3 separate regions of the Homo sapiens genome follow, and all the other regions are linked to region 1. The links are chromatin loops, found by intact Hi-C in ENCODE. Cell type or tissue: dorsolateral prefrontal cortex. All regions are shown on one strand. Links, peaks and the distances in the headings refer to the core of each region. The heading gives the core; the rest is flanking DNA.

Evidence for each region. A loop is a pair of places that touch in the nucleus more often than their neighbours do. Peaks named below come from ENCODE experiments on the same cell type or tissue, not always from the same donor. Only the 100,000 strongest peaks of a DNase experiment are listed, where the experiment ranks them.
Region 2: it touches region 1 in a loop (2.1-fold over the local background); 2 of 110 quality-filtered maps call a loop at or near these places.
Region 3: it touches region 1 in a loop (8-fold over the local background); 84 of 110 quality-filtered maps call a loop at or near these places.

Annotation. Positions count from the first base shown.
Region 1 is chr10:59,623,190-59,628,189 of GRCh38, reverse strand. No RefSeq gene overlaps it. Among named protein-coding and RNA genes, the nearest start is that of SLC16A9, 84 kb to the left of the region's middle. RefSeq lists an enhancer at 1,693-1,912. In dorsolateral prefrontal cortex, for the core only: CTCF peaks have their summits at 1,785 and 1,984 (motif pointing left); a DNase peak (open chromatin) is centred at 2,009; H3K27ac peaks cover 465 bases.
Region 2 is chr10:59,471,698-59,478,850 of GRCh38, reverse strand. No RefSeq gene overlaps it. Among named protein-coding and RNA genes, the nearest start is that of FAM13C, 110 kb to the right of the region's middle. In dorsolateral prefrontal cortex, for the core only: no CTCF peak of the experiment used is centred there; no DNase peak of the experiment used is centred there.
Region 3 is chr10:59,807,669-59,812,668 of GRCh38, reverse strand. CCDC6 (coiled-coil domain containing 6) reads left to right here. Exons shown (of 9, transcript NM_005436.5): 5 at 1-34. Among named protein-coding and RNA genes, the nearest start is that of MRLN, 57 kb to the right of the region's middle. In dorsolateral prefrontal cortex, for the core only: a CTCF peak has its summit at 3,109 (motif pointing right); DNase peaks (open chromatin) are centred at 3,128 and 4,848; H3K4me3 peaks cover 577 bases; H3K27ac peaks cover 982 bases.

The sequences.
Region 1 (5,000 bases), core at 1-5,000:
GTAGCTGGGACTACAGGTGTGTGCCATCACACCCAGCTAATTTTTGTATTTTTAGTAGACATGGAGTTTCATTATGTTGGCCAGGGTGGTCTTGTTCTCTTGACCTCATGATTCGCCCGCCTCAGCCTCCCAGTGTTAGGATTACAGGCGTGAGCAACCGCACCCTGTCAGATTCTATCTTTCTTCACTGTGTAAACCCTTCATAGATTTCCTGCTCTCTGTTCTTCCCAAATAGCCTAACCCCAAGGGAAAAATTGATCTCAGTATCTTTTTGGAGAAGTCAGTCTCCTTGTTGAATGTGAGAGGCAACATGGTCTGTAGAGCCCCAGGATCAAAGGATGCTGTGTGGCCTCTTGACCCTGCATTGGTGTCTTTCTATTACTCATCTTCAACCAACAAATACACAAAGTACATATGCACAGTACACACATGTATAAGTGCTTAACAGGACTGGAAGCAGGGGGAATAAGGCTGGTCAAGGTTTGTCCTGCCACCCATGAGCTCATATGCTTCCTGAGGAGACCAATATACAATTAGGATACAAGTTGAGAAATGTCATGGCAGAGATAAGTGCAAACTTCATAGGTGTGAGTGATATTTGAAATAGTTGACAACTGGCCAGGTGCGGTGGCTCATGCCTGTAATCCCACAGCACAGGGAGGCTGACGTGGGAGGATTGCTAGAGCCCAGGAGTTTGAGATCAGCCTGGGCAACATGGTGAAACCTCGTCTCTACAAAAATTACAAAAATTAGCTGGGCGTGGTGGCTCATGCCTGTAGTCCCAGATACTCAGGAGGCTGAGGTGGGAGGATTGCTTGAGCCTGGGGGGTGGAAATAGCACCACTGCACTCGCTCCAGCCTGGGTGACAGAGTGAGTTAGACCCTGTCTCAAAAAAAGCAACAACAACAAATACCAAATATTTAACAATTGTTAGAGTCACTGCAAAGGCTGTTTCTTACCCACAGCCAGGGCAGTGTGACTAAGACATGCCAGATGGGAATAGGGCATTCTCTTTTGGGTCCAGGCCCATCCTGGGAGTGGTGGGATGGATGTGAGGGAATGAGGGGCCTCCGTCAAGCTGGCTGGGTGGCAGGCGCTGCACGGCTCTGAGGGATTGAGCAGCCGAGGCAGTGGGACATAGTAAGGGGCTGAGGCCCAGGGCAGTGTAAGCATCCCATTGGTGTGGAAGTATTTCCATATTTTACCAATGATATGCTCTTTGAGAAGCAATATCCCATGGAAATATAATGAGAGCAATATCTATGTAATGAAACATACTTAGGAGACAAAGAATAAAAGTAAAAAGAAACAAGGGAAATTAAATTTGGCATTTGTCTTACTCAGTAGGTCCAAAATGTTATCTCAACATGTAACTAATATCCAACTGATTAATGAGCGATTTCACTCTTTTTGTTGTTGCTGAAATCCAGTGTGTATTTTCAGTTTAGAGCCTGCCACCTGTGGTTACCGTATTGCACAACACAGGTCTAGTAGGAAGGATTGTGAGAAAAGCAGCCCTCTGTGCTCCCTGGATTTTGGGGGAGGTGACCTTCCAGTTGCCTGGAATTTTCTGCAGGATCTGTCTGTGGTTTTCTTCTTTGATTAGCCCACCTGTAAACCCACGCAGCCCTTAACAGGTGCAGAATTTACAATGAGACACAGTAGCTCTTTCAGCACTGAGCTCCATTACACTAATTATCTGGCCTATGGCTTAGTGCTGCCTTCATTACCAAACCAAAGGCTTAATTGCTCTTTTAAGCTCCTTTGAATTTTTAGACTCAATTTACCTGCAGCCTCCTGAAACTCAGGCACCCGAATTTACTAAGGATAAGTGGGGATTTGCTGTGTGCTGAGGCCTTGTTAGGCCCTCCTAGACTTGCATTTTCTTTTTTATTCAGCGAAGTGAGATAATGGTCTTTTCTTTCCTTTTGCCTTCCTCACAGTTGGTGACACCTGCAGGCTGAAGCAGCATTTTCTGTACTTTGGCACCACCTTGTGGTTCAGCTGAAAAAAGTCTAGAAATGGGCCGCATCCATCTTGGGCTCATTGAGCATCATGAACAGTCTTGAAGGGCCATCTGGCTTTTGTTATCTCCTTCAGCCTGAGAAGAAATGAGATTTGTTACTGGATAGGGAATGTCTCCTATAGGCTAAACCGCCTGCTGAGAAATCCAACGAGGTAATGGCTCCAATTTGAACTAAGCAGAGAGTCATGCAGAAACATCAATCCAGGCTGCCGCTGTTCTCTATTATTTAGATTGAATTGTGTCTACTTTCCACAGATGACTCGGCTCAGCCAGAGAACTTGGCATCTCTGTGTGCTGTTACTGTAAAATGGGGAGTGATTGTTTTCAGCTGCTCCAAGTTAGGAATTAGCTCCTGGCCATTGATAATACCTCCTGGAAACCGTGCTCACTTCATTGGATCCACAACCCCATCTGCAGCTGAATTTTATCAACAGACATGTTGCTTTGGCCAGCATTGGTTGAATATAGTGTTAGAAAACGGACAGATTGTACAGAGGTTTTGCCAAGATCCGTGTCCCAGTAATTTTTACTGTGAGTAACTTTATGCACTTCCCTGTTATTCTACACCTGTACTCCTTAATTCCCTTATCATTTGTTCCTGCGCCAAAGGTGTGTGAGTTTGCAATTTGCTTACTGGTATGGAGAGGCTGTTTGATTTGCTTGTGGTCACTGGCAGATTCTTTTTTTTTTTTTAATTTTTATTTTAGGTATGGGGTACCTGCGAAAGTTTGTTACGTAGATAAACACGTGTGTCACGGTGGTTTGTTGTACATATTAATACATCACCCTGGTACTAAGCTCAGTACCCAATAGTTCCCTTTTCTGCTCCTCTCCCTCCCTCCCCACTCAATAACACCCCAGTGTCTGTTGTTTCCTTCTTTGTGTTCATGAGTTCTTCTTATTTACCTCCCACCCATATGTGAGAACACACGGTATTTGGTTTTCTATTCCTGCTTGCTAAGGATGATAGCCTCCAGCTCTATCCTGTTCCCACAAAAGACATGATCTCATTTTTCATGGCTGCATAATATTCCACAGTGTATATGAACCACGTTTTCTTGTCTGTCACTGATGAACATTTAGGTTGATTCCATGTCTTTGTTATTGTGAATAGTGCTGCGGCGAACATTCGCGTGCATGTGTCTTTATGGCAGAATGCTTTATATTCCTCTGGGTATATACCCGGTAATGGGATTGCTGGGTCGAGTGGCAGTTCTGCTTTTAGCTCTTTGAGGAATCACCATACTGCTTTCCACAGTGGTTGAACTAATTTACACTCCCACCAACAGTTGACTAACTTACCACCGTTAACAATTGACTACTTTATCTTGCAATTTCCTACTTAAAATATGTCATCAGATTTTTGCCAAGAGGTGCTTGTACTCAGAGTGATGAATAAAATCAATATCTTGAGTCCCTGAGTCTCCAAGTGTCAGAAACTTAAGAGACCTGTGTAAGACCTGTGTAACTATTGTTAAACCAGTTAAAATCCAAGGTTTACCCTTCTTTCACTGTGTAACTTGGGCAGAATGTCTATTGGTGAGATTTCTGTGGCTGTTTCCTCTTCTCATTAAATGAATTAATAATATATAACAGCCTTATAACAGGGCCTGGGAGCTACTAACTCTTCATTGATGATGACAGTCAGTGCTGGAAAGAGGGTAAGGCAGGTGGGGATGAAAATTGACTCTGAAAGTGAGCGCCTCACATGCCTGACTCTATCCCTGGCCCTGATGATGACGGTGATGGTGATGATGATAATAGCTAACACTTCTATGGCATTATTTGGAGTGTTAATATCAGAGGCATTTGAACCTGAGTGACTCCGTTTGGAATAAGGGTTGGGTAAAATGAGGCTGGGACCTGCTGGGCTGCATTCTCAGGAAGTTAGGCATTCTTAGTCACAGGATGAGCTAGGTGGTCAGCAGGATGGGTATCACAAGATACAGGTCACAAAGACCTTACTGATAAAATAGGATGCAGTAAAGAAGCCAGGCAAACCCCACTTTTGGGTAATGAAAGTGACTTCTGTTCATCCTCACTGCTCATTATATGCTAACTTTAATACATTAGCATGCTAAAAGCCACTCCCACCAGCACCATGACAGTTTACAAATGCCATGGCAACATCCGGAAGCTACCCAATAGGGCGTAAAACGGGGAGGAACCCACAGTTCCAGGAAGTACCTGCTTTTTTTTCTGGAAAACTCATGAATAATCCACCCCTTGTTTAGCATGTGATCACGAAATAACCATAAAAGCAGCCAACCAACATCCCTTGGGGCTGCTCTGGCTATGGAGAAGCCATTCTTTTATTCCTTTACTTTCTTAATAAACTTGCTTTCACTTTATGGACTCAACCCAAATTCTTTCTTGCATGAGATCCAAGAACCCTCTCTTGGGGTCTGGATCGGGCTCCTTTTCTGGTAACATTAATGTTTTCGCTGCGTTCAGTATAGGCCAAACAAACATTCTGAGGAACAGCTGGATAGCCATGATCCAATCATCCTTCTCTCTCCTCCCGTTTTGAGATTTCACGATGCAGTCTTCATTTCTGGGATAAGGCATTGTGCTCTGGGCCCATGAGAAGACTTCGGAAGAATAACACACGAAGCTCTCATCCCATCGTTGTGGACATTTCCCCAAGGTTTAGCTGAGGGGATGTTTGAATAGTGACTACTGGGGAGAAAATGGTCAGTGTGCAAGAGACTTGCCTGGGTAGATAGCAAAGAACGATTTGTGAATTGGGTTGTCCCTGAACAAGAACAAGTTCAGAAAGTCTCCATGCTGCTGCATGGTCGAGATGATTTACAGACAGAAAGAGGAAACGTATGTACAGAAAATGGAAATGAGGTACAGAAACAGCCAGATTGATTACAGCTTGGCGTTTGCCTTATTTGAACACAGTTTGAACAGCTGGCCTGTGAGTGGCTGAAACTTGGTGATTGGTATTAGAGTAGGTTTCAATCTGTT
Region 2 (7,153 bases), core at 973-5,972, 150 kb after region 1:
CGAGGTTGATGTGATTATGAAGCAGATGTGCCTTACTCATCCTCTCCTTCACATCTGGACCCTGGAAGTGAAGGATTTTGAGGCCCTAAAGGAAGGTGGAGCCACAAGATCAAAAAAGCCTGGTTCGTAAATAGCTTCCAGCCCAGCACCTGCACTGAACTGTCTCATGAGTGAGAAATATGTTCCTATTATGTGAGGCCACTAGATTTTGGAGTTTATTTGCCGCAGCATACAGCATTACTTTAACAAATATAGCCATCCAAGTTTATTCCTGGAATAAAATAGTAGGTACCCAATCAATATTTTTGAATAAATGAATGATTGAACTTGCTTCCTTTTGGAAGCTTGTGTAATGAATCTACAGTAAAGGGAGCAAAAAATGGTTAGTGAGTAAAACCACAGAGGTTGCAGAGAAGAGGCTTTGTTGGAAAAGCGACACAGGAATTAAGCACAGAATAAATTACTTCTGAATATTATGATATGGTGTTTCTAGATGGTACCCAGATCAGAAGTGGTCATTTATCTGACAACACACATGGGACTCAAAACTTCTCTCATTCCACAGAGAAGAAAACATGCGTATTAGTTGCAGCAGTCATTCTACAGCACTGGAAGGGAGTTGCCTTTGTATAGCTCTGGAAAGCACACACACAGACATACTGCAAAACCAATGTAGGCAAAAATAGCCAGAGTTCTAGAGAAAGCACTTATGTCTACTGCAGAAGCTTAGAACTCTCTGCAGTTGATCACAATGGTAAGAGTGAGAAAATAGCCTTATACACATCAGGGTAGCGTGGACTACAAACCCCTTCATGAGATGACCACTTTTTCTCCCCCACCACATTGCAAGTTTCCCAAAGAGATTGTGCTCCCACAGGCATCAGGGCCTTTGCCCACATTGTTTCTTGTGCCACAGCAACTAGAAGGTAAAGAGCCTTCAGTCCCATCTATGAGGGCTCTGGGATTTTTCATTCAGCCTTGCAGACTCAGTTGAAATGTCACCTCCTCTGTGAAGTCTTTTCTGGTCTTCTTTGGTCTCTTTCTCTTCTGTGTTTCCATAACAAAATTTCATCATATAATTAGAGGTCTGATCATACTGTTGTAGTGTTCTATTTATAGGGAATTTCCCTATAAGACCGAGCTCCTTGAAGTTATTTGCTGAATTTGATTTATCATTGTAGCTGAGGCATGGCGCAGTGTCAGATTCATAGATGTTACGTCCTGTTTCCAAATCAACTGGTGGATAAGTAATTAAGAGTTTTGACTGCAATTTTGAGAGTATATCTGAGAATATCTGTTGACCTTAATACACAATAGAACTTGTTTCCTTAATCTAAATGTTAAACAATTTGGAAAGTTTTAGTAAAGACTTCAGTTTTTGTTTTGTTCTGTTTTTCTGTTTCTTTAATAAAGTAATAGTTTTTCTTCAAATTGGAACATGTTTTCCCCTCATAATTACAAATTAAGGAGTATCTGGAAAAATAACGTAAGCACATTCATTTTTCCTATTGTTCTCAATATGTTAACATTTGCTTTCTTTAATAAAATAGAATTATTTTTAGAACACTTTAGATTTATGGAAAAATTGCGAAGATAGAAGTACAGTGAGTTCCCTTACACTCCCTTACCCAGTTTTGCCTGCTATTGCCATCTTGCATTATAATTGTATATTTGTTAGAGTTAATGGACCAATATTGATATATTATTATTAACTAGAGACCATAGTTTATTCAGATTTCCTTAGTTTTATCTAACATGCCTTCTGTGTTCTAGAATCCCATTCACGTTTACATGTCATTGTCATGTCTTCTTTAGGTTGTGACTGTTATTCAGACTTTCCTTATTTTTCATGACTTTGATAGTTCTGAGGAGTTCTGGCCAAGCATTTTATTTATTTATTTATTTATTTATTTTTGAGATGGAGTCTTGCTTTGTTGCCCAGGCTGGAGTGCAGTGGCGCGATCTCGGCTCACTACACCTCCGCCTCCGGGGTTCAAGCGATTCTCTAGCCTCAGCCCCCTAAATAGCTGGAATTACAGGCACCTGCCATCATGCCCGGCTAATTTTTGTATTTTCGTAGAGGCTGCTCTTGTTGCTTCAGACCATGTTGGCCAGGCTGGTCTTGAACTCCTGACCTCAGGTGATCCACCCACTTTGGCCTCCCAAAGTGCTGGGATTACAGGTGTGAGACACCATGCCTGGCTGGGCCAAGCATTTTATAGGGCAAATTTCTATTGTAATTTGTCTAATATTTGCTTCATGAATAGATAGGCATTATGGGTTTTTGGGCGGAAGGTGACAGAGATAAAGTGCCATTTCATCACGTCATATCAAGAGTTCCTACTATCAAGATGACTTATCACTGCTGATGTAGACCTTAGTCACCTGGCTGAAGTAGTGTTTGTCAGGTTTCTCCACTATAAAGTTATAGTTTTCCTCCTTTCTACACTATACTCTTTGGAAGGAAGTCATTATGCACAGCCCACACTTAAGGAGTAGAGGGTTATGCTTTCCTTTTTTGAAGGTAGAGTATCTACATAAATGATCTGGAATTTTTCTGCCTAGGAGGCATCTATTCTTCCCCACCTATGTTTGTTTGTATGTTTATTTATTTATTATTATACTTTAAGTTCTGGGTTACATGGGCAGAACGTGCAGTTTTGTTGCATAGGTATGCACGTGCCCTGGTGGTTTGCTGTGCTGCACCCATCAACCCGTCCCCTATGTTAGGTATTTCTCCTAATGTTATCACTCCCCTAGGTCCCCCACCCCCGACAGGCCCTGGTGTGTGATGTTCCCCTCCCTGTGTCCATGTGTTTTCATTGTTCAACTCCCACTTATGAGTGAGAACATGTGATGTTTGGTTTTCTGATCTTGTGACAGTTTGCTGAGAATGATGGTTTCCAGCTTCATCCATGTCCCTGCAAAGGACATGAACTCATCCTTTTTTATAGCTGCATCGTATTCCATGGTATATATGTGCCACATTTTCTTTATCCAGTCTATCATTGATGGACATTTGGGTTGGTTCAAAGTCTTTGCTATTGTGAATAGTGCAACAATAAACATCCCAGTGATGATGAGCATTTTTTCATATGTCTGTTGGCTGCATAAATGTCTTCTTTTGAATAGTGTCTGTTCATATCCTTTTCCCATTTTTTGATGGGGTTGTTTTTCTCTTGTAAATTTGTTTAAGTTCTTTGTAGATTCTGGATATTAGCCCTTTGTCAGATGGATAGATTACAAAAATTTTCTCCCATTCTGTAGGTTGCCGGTTCACTCCGATGATAGTTTCTTTTGCTGTGCAGAAGCTCTTTAGTTTAATTAGATCCCATTGGTCAATTTTGGTTTTTGTTGCCCTTGCTTTTGGTGTTTTGAACATGAAGTCTTTGCCCGTATGTATGTCCTGAATGGTATTGCCCAGATTTTCTTCTAGGATTTTTATGGTCCTAGGTCTTACATTTAAGTCTTCGATCCATCTTGAGTTGATTTTTTTTAAAAGGTGTAAGGAAGGGGTCCAGTTTCAGTTTTCTGCATATGACTAACCAGTTTTCCCAACACTATTTATTAAATAGGGAATTTTTTCCCCATTGCTTGTGTGTGTCAGGTTTGTCAAGATCGGATGGTTGTAGATGTGTGGTGTTATTTCTGAGGCCTCTGTTCTGTTCCATTGGTCTATATATCTGTTTTGGTACCAGTAGCATGCTGTTTTGGTTACTGTAGACTTGTAGTATAGTTTGAAGTCAGTAGCGTGATCCCTCCAGCTTTGTTCTTCTTGCCCAGGGTTGTCTTGGATTGTGGGCTCTTTTTTGGTTCCACATGAAGTTTAAAGTAGTTTTTTCCAATTCTGTGAAGAAAGTCAAGCTAGCTTCATGGGGATAGCATTGAATCTATAAATTGATTTGAGCAGTATGGCCATTTTCACGATATTGATTCTTCCTATTCATAAGCATGGGATTTTTTTCCATTTGTTTGTGTCCTCTCTTATTTCCTTGATCTCTTATTTCCTTGTAGTTCTCCTTGAAGAGGTCCTTCACATCGCTTGTAAGTTGGATTCCTAGGTATTTTATCCTCTTAGTAGCAATTGTGAATGGGAGATCACTCATCATTTGGCTCTCTGTTTGTCTGTTCTTGGTGTATAGGAATGCTTGTGATTTTTGCACATTGATTTTGTATCCTGAGATTTGCTGAAGTTGTTTATCAGCTTATGGAAATTTTGGGCTGAGACGATGGAGTTTTCTAAATATACAATCATGTCATCTGCAGACAGAGACAATTTGACTTTCTCTCTTCCTATTTGAATACCCTTTATTTCTTTCTCTTGCCTGATTGCCCTAGCCAGAACTTCCTATATTATGTTGAATAAGTGTGGTGAGAGAGGGCATCCTTGTTTTGTGCCAGTTTTCAAAGGGAATGCTTCCAGTTTTTGACTATTCAGTATGATATTGACTGTGGGTTTGTCATAAATAGCTCTTATTATTTTGAGTTTTGTTCTATTGATACCTAGTTTATTGAGAGTTTTTAGCATGAAGGGGTGTTGAACTTTATCGAAGGCCTTTTCTGCATCTATTGAGATAATCATGTGTTTTTTGTCTTTGGTTCTGTTTATGTGATGGATTACGTTTACTGATTTGAATATGTTGAACCAGCCTTGCATCTCAGGGATGAAGCCAACTTGATCGTGATGGATAAGCTTTTTGATGTGCTGCTGGATTCGGTTTGCCAGTATTTTATTGACGATTTTCCCATCGATGTTCGTTAGGGATATTGGCCTGAAATTTTCTTTCTTTCTTTTTTTTTTGTTTCTTTTTTTTGTGTGTCTCTGCCAGGTTTTGGTATTAGGATGATGCTGGCCTCATAAAATGTTAGGGAGGATTCCCTGTTTTTCTATTGTTTGGAATAGTTTCAGAAGGAATGGTACTAGCTCCTCTTTTTACCTCTGGTAGATTTCCACTGTGAATTGTCTGGCCCGGGACTTTTTTTGGTTGGTAGGCTATTAATTACTGCCTCAATTTCAGAACTTGTTATTGATCTATTCAGGGATTTGACTTCTTCCTGGCTTAGACTTGGGAGGTTGTATGTGTCCAGGAATTTATCCATTTCTTCTAGATTTTCTAGTTTATTTGCATAGAGGTGTTTATAGTATTCTCTGATGGTAGTTTGTATTTCTGTGCGATCAGTGGTGATATCCTGTGTATCATTTTTTATTGCATCTATTTGATTCTTCTTTCTTCTTTATTAGTCTTGCTAGCAGTCTATTTTGTTGATCTTTTTCAAAAAAACAGCTCCTGGATTCATTGATTTTTTTGAAGGGTTTTTGTGTCTTTATGTCCTTCAGTTCTGCTCTGATATTAATTATTTCATGTTTCTGCTAGGTTTTTAATTTGTTTGCTCTTGCTTCCCTAGTTCTTTTAATTTTGATGTTAGGATGTAGATTTTAGATCTTTCCTGCTTTCTCTTGTGGGTATTTAGTGCTATAAATTTCCCTCTAAACTCTGCTTTAGCTGTGTTCCAGAGATTCTGGTACGTTGTGTCTTCATTCTCATTGGTTTCAAAGAACATCTTTATTTCAGCCTTCATTTCGTTATTTACCCAGTAGTCATTCAGGAGCAGGTTGTTCAGTTTCCATGTATTTGGGTGGTTTTGAGTGAGTTTCTTCATCCTGAGTTCTAATTTGATTGCACTGTGGTCTGAGAGTCTGTTATGATTTCTGTTCTTTTGCATTTGCTGAGGAGGGTTTTATTTCCAATTATGTGGTCAATTTTAGAATAAGTGCAATGGGGTGCTGAGAAGAATGTATATTCTGTTGATAGGGGTGGAGAGTTCTGTAGATGTCTATTAGGTCTGCTTGATCCAGAGCTGAGTTCAAGTCCTGAATATCCTTGTTAATTTTCTGTCTTGTTGATCCATCTAATATTGACAGTGAGGAGTTAAAGTCTCCTACTATTATTGTGTGGGAGTCTAAGTCTCTTTGTAGGTCTCTAAGAACTTGTTTTATGAATCTGGATGCTCCTGTATTGGTTGCATATATATTTAGGATAGTTAGTTCTTCTTGCTGCATTGTTCCCTTTACCATTATGTAATGGCCTTCTTTGTCTCTTTTGATGTTTGTTGGTTTCAAGTCTGTTTTATCAGAGAGCAGGATTGCAACTCCTGCTTTTTTTTTCTTTGCTTTCGATTTGCTTGGTAGATCTTCCTCCATCCCTTCATTATGAGCCTGTGTGTTTCTTTGCACATGAGATGGGTCTCCTGAATACAGCACACTGATTGGTCTTGACTCTTTATCCAATTTGCCAGTCTGTGTCTTTTAATTGGGGCATTTAGCCCATTTACATTTAAGGTTAGTATTGTTATGTGTGAATTTTATCCTGTCATTATGATGATTATGATGTTAGCTGTTGTTTTGCCCATTAGTTAATGCAGTTTCTTCATAGTGTCAATGTTCTTTAAAATTTGGTATGTTTTTGCAGTGGTTGGTACCGGTTGTTCCTTTCCATGTTTAGTGCTTCTTTCAGGAGCTCTTGTAAGGCAAGTGTAGTGGTGACAAAATCCCTTAGCATTTACTTGTCTGTAAATGATTTTATTTCTCCTTTGCTTATGAAGCTTAGTTTGGATGGATATAAAATTCTGGGTTGAAAATTCTTCTCTTTAAGAATGTTGAATATTGGCCCCCACTCTCTTCTGGCTTGTAGGGTTTCTGCTGAGAGATCCACTGTTCGTGTGATGGGCTTCCCTTTGTGGGTAACCCGACCTCCCGACCTTTCTCTCTGGCTGCCCTGAACATTTTTTCCTTCATTTCAACCTTGGTGAATCTGACAATTACGTGTCTTGGAGTTGCTCTCTTGAGGAGTATCTTTGTGGTGTTCTCTGTATTTCCTGAATTTGAATGTTGGCCTGTCTTGCTAGGTTGGGGAAATTCTCCTGGATAATATCCTGAAGAGTATTTTCCAACTTGGTTCCATTCTCCCCATCACTTTCAGGTACACCAATCAAACGTAGATTTGGTCTTTTCACATAGTCCCATATTTCTTGGAGGCTTTGTTTGTTCCTTTTTATTCTTTGTTCTCTAATCTTGTCTTGGCTCTTTATTTCATTAAGTTGATTGTCTTCAATCACTGATATCCTTTCTTTTGCTTGATCTATTCAGCTATTG
Region 3 (5,000 bases), core at 1-5,000, 180 kb before region 1:
CTGAAGAAGCAACTGAGAGCTGCTCAGTTACAGCGTACGTAGCCTCTGGTTTCACTAGTTTCATGCCTGTAGAATTAATAACTTTACCAAATATAGGGTATTACCAACATTTAATTACTGTTGAATTTGCAGTAATTAAATTCATATATTACTGATGCATGTTTACTTAAGTTCATCATCCTGGAATGGAATTTTTTTTTTTTTTGAGTGTTATAGTAGGGGAGAACAAAACCATTTAGAATACTTCCAGAAAATAATTAAAGTAATTTCAGGAACATCCAGGATCACAAGTAACATTTTTAATCTTCTCTGCCATGTTTATCTCTAGGATTGTGCTAACAAAAATATTGCAGCAGACCTCAAAGCACTTTCAAAATATTAAGGCAGAGAGTAGTGTTTACCTTCCTTACTACTACATTCAACCTTAGCTGACATTTGTTCATGCTATTTGAAGAGTAAATGCTTTTGAAATTTATACTTAATATTTTGGAAGAGGCCAAGATGTTGAGTTGAAAAATCAAAGGACTAGATTTCTGAATATTTGATTATGTCCCTGTGTAGTTTCTTGGGTCTCTCCTATTTGTGGTTTTTTTTTTTTTTTTTTTTGGCTATTCAAATTTATTTTTTTGAACAGATAATTCAGTGAAAGGTATGCAGTGAAAAAATGGGTCTTTCTCTCATTCCTATTCTCTAGCTACCCTGTTCCCACAATTATACATTTGTACTATATTCTTCCAGATATATTTGTATATAAACTTATTTATACACATACAGTTGACCCTTGAACAACACGGGTTTGAACTGTGCTAGTTTACTTATATTGTGGATTTTTTTTTCAATAAATACAGTTGTCCCTTCGTATCTGGAGGTTCTGCATCCACAACCAAAGATGGATGGAAAATACAGTATTCATGGGATGTCAAACCTGTACATGTGGAAGGCTGACTTTTCCTATCTGTGGGTTCCTCAGGGCTGACTACAGGACCTGAGTATGCACACATATTGGTATACTTGGGATTCACAGGTTCTGAGGGACAGCTGTAGTAACACAATGAGCACACTCATTTACACCTTTCTCTTTTCGCTTACTATGCATTGTAGTTTTCTCCCCTGCTGATACATACAAAGCTGCCTTCATCCCTTATTTAAAGGCTGCATAGTATTTGATTGTATGAATATGCCATAATTCAACTAGTCCCATACCAGTGGACCCTTTTTGGTTGCTATGCTACAACCGCAATGAACATCTCTATACACGTGTTTGATACCTGTGCAGGAACACCTTCAGGATAGATTCCAGGAAGTGGATTTGTTGGGCCACATGGAATGTGCATTTTAAAAAGTTCAGTGGTTCCTACCTTTGTTTTCGTCTCTGAAGTTCCTTACAAATTCTTGTGCCGTGGAGCATCTGGGATGGTGTATCAGTATCATCCTTGGAGCCTTTGAGAAATATGGTGTAGTACTTTCCTATTTCTGCTATTACAAATTACCACAAACCTAGAGGCTCAAAACAATACAAACTTAACCATCTTACAGTTCTAAGATGGGACTCACTAGGCTAAAATCAGGGTGTCATCAGGGCAGCCATCCTTCTGGAGGTTGTTGGGGAGCCTCTGTTTCCTCGCCTTTTCCAGCTCTAGAGGCTGCCTGGATTCCCTGGCTTGTGGCCCCTTCCTTGCAGTCGTACCACCCCACCTCTGCCTCTGTTGTTACATCTTCTTTTCACTCTGATTCCCCTGCCTCCCTTTATTAGGATCCTTGTGATTATGTTGGGCCCACTGTGATAATCTAGGATAATCTACCCATCTCAAGCCCCTTAACTTAATCACTTCTGCAAAGGCCCTTCTGTCAAGTGAGGTTAGTAGCATTTATAGGTTTTGGGGATTAGCATGTGGACATCTTTAGGGAATCACTATTCTAGCACCATACAGGTTTCTGGGCTTACTCCATGGAGTAAAAAAGGAGCATATTAAAAAAATATATATATAAGTAATCCTGATGTGGACCTCAGGTTGTTAATTACTATGTGTGTTTGGTGGAAATCAAATGAGATATATCAAATAGTTCTCAAATATTAGTTATTTTAAGATTTTTGAGTTTTTACCATGTGAGTACACAAACATCTTTCAGCACCTTCCTGAACTTTTTCCCGTGCTGTCAGTTTGCATTTTTCCTCCTCCTTTATACTGCTCCATCGTGCCCCTAGCAAAAATTTCAGAAGGAATTTGGGGAGAATGTATGCTTACTACTATCTCCATACTGCACTGTTTAGTCTGAAGAGACTGCAGATACTAACAGAGGCATTTGTAAGTGCTATTTCTGATTTTGTGAGGACAGAGAAAGCTGAACTAAAGAAGCAGCAGTGGCACTTAGCTGCTTGCAGTGATTGGATTGGGCCTAAAGGATGTGTTAGTGACTTTTCATCATCCATTCCTTGCATTCTCCTTAGGTTAGATGACCTGGGCCTCTTTTGGATGCAGCTATGGCAGGTGGCTCCTCACCCTCCAAGCTTGACTGCATCTGAACTTGAACCTCTCTCTCAACAGTTCTCAGCAATGTTTGAACGTTGGCATCGCCTGGCCAGCTTTTAATAGACCAGTGGCTAGGACTCATCCTTGGAATTCTGACTGAATTGGCTTGGGGTATAGTCTGGGCACTGGTATTTTCTAACTGTGAACTTGGAAGGGAATGCAAGCCATGCAGATCTTTGGATCATTTGGGAGCCACCTCTTTGGAATCTGTGTGGAAGTCATCCGCAGTTCACACCATCTTTGACTAAAATACAGTAAGTCCTTACTTCACATCATCCTTGGGTTCTTGGAAACTGAGACTTTAAGTGAAACAACTTTCTGTATAACCAAACCAATTTTACCGTAGGCTAACTGATACAAACAAGAGTTAAGTTCCTATGGCATACATATGTTGTTTCACTTAAAGTCACAGTTTCCAAGGATCTGTGGATGATGTTAAGTGAGGGCCTACTATATTGGGAGATGGCTGTAGACCTGGGGAAATATAAGCTGTGGCCCCTAAGTACTAGGGAGTTCTGTGTGCAAGAGGAAGGAGGAGGACTCATAGGAACAAATCTGGTCAGGTGAGGCTGTGTGCCAGCAGGGGGCAGCCAAGGAATGCTCTGGTGACAGCCTTCTGTGTGTGAGTCAGTGACACCCAGAGGTGTTGGACCTGGTGCCTTCTCTGTGCCTCTGTCTTCTAGGTCAATTGCTGAACTGCCAGGAAGTCTTCCCAGCCGATCACTGCAGGGGACATTCTTATCTATAGATATATTGTTTAAGGATCCCCCTGCTGAGTTCCCCGATGCTAAAGGATTGCCATTTTTTCTTTGAAAGACAATGTTCTCTGAAGTTATTGTTCTTGGAGCCTCACTAATGTTAATTCTGCAAAGGATTTCATGGTAGTCTCCAGCACCCTTCCTGTAAAAGGCATTATAAGAGTCCTATTATGGAAAAGAAAGTCAGCTTGCTCTGACAGTCACCCTTCTAGTTCTAGAAACAGCAAATACTCCAAGGGGTCAATCTTTTGTTTCCTGTAGAGCCAAGTGAAAAATTCTGCATGCTTGCATATTTGGGATCAAATAATTTAAATCGTTTATATTAAAAGTGTACTTTGTAAATATTTTCCCAGCATGCCTTCAATTAAAGAGATTTTTGTGTCTGGATTAGACAGCGGGGTTTCTGGCTATGTTGAAACAGCCAAGGGATTTAGTGTTTAGTGCACGTAATAGTGTTTAATAATTTTGGTATTTTTATTTGAATTTCTAAAATAAGGATATTCAAGAGCTTTTGTATATCTGTAATGATGCTGTCTTGGAAATCATTGAATACTTATCAGAAGTCTTTATTGGCTAAAATGCCAGACCTTTGTAGAGTTGCTTAAAACTGAAACTAATTTGATGGGCATTGAGAGTTGAAATAGGGTCAGTCTGTGGGAGAAAAATGCTCATTGTGGCATTCAGCTCCCTCCTTCTTCCCTAAATTTGGACCGAACTGACAATATGGAACAGCAGCCTACAGGAAACTCTCTTAGACGTGCTCATGGCCACTGAATTTGTAGCTGCTTTTCAGAAAAGAGAAGTATATGGAGATTTTACTTTTCCCAAGTTCATTGACAAAGACAAGGAAAAGAAATGAAGCAAGAAGATGGGTAGACACCACATTTTGTATTAGATAATTCTGGTTACTTGGTAGCAGATTCTGTGTGAGATAAACCAGAAAGGAATGGGGGCGGTGGGGAGGTTGTCAAAAGAGGAAGGAAGACGTGTTTTTCTTTTTTTGGAAGGTTGTGGAGTATGCCACAGAATCCTGTGAAGAATAACCTTGGAAGGACAAGAGTTTTGATGGCTCCGGGGAACTTAGCTGAAGCAGACCCTGGATCCCCATAAAGATGTCAGTTCCCCATTTCAGATTCCTGGGAGAGGTAGTCTAAGTGGCTCAGCCTGGGTCCAACAGCTAGTGCCAGGGCTAGTCAGCTCTGTCCTGGGAGATGGGTGCTGTAGCAGAGACCTGGATTTGTGGGGGAGCTCCTGAGGAAGGGGTATTTGTCATAAGCAAGATGCCATCCCTAGAGGTGCCAGCTATATACAGGACTTCACCTGCCCTCTGCCGCTACGTGTGTGTGAGTCAGGGTAACAGACAGCCACACACACACCACAAATTAGACTTGGAAATATTAATCTGAAGTTTTCTAGTTTACTATGTCAATGTCTATTCTCGTGAAAAGAATGTTAACTGTTATCACATGTTCTAGTACAGTGGTTCTTGGTGTGCCGCCACCACTGTGCACAGCGGGAATGCCAACAAGTGTCACAGGCTCCCCTAGATGGCTTGCTGTGTCTGGAGTTGAGAGGCAGCCAAACTGGTGTCTAGAGCAGAGCCCATGGGCAGAATCTGGGCCTCCCTCCTTTCCCAGCTCTGGCAATGTAGAGAAGAGCTCTTGTAGTGGCTACTTGTAGACTCCAATTCCACCATTTCCTCTTCTACTTA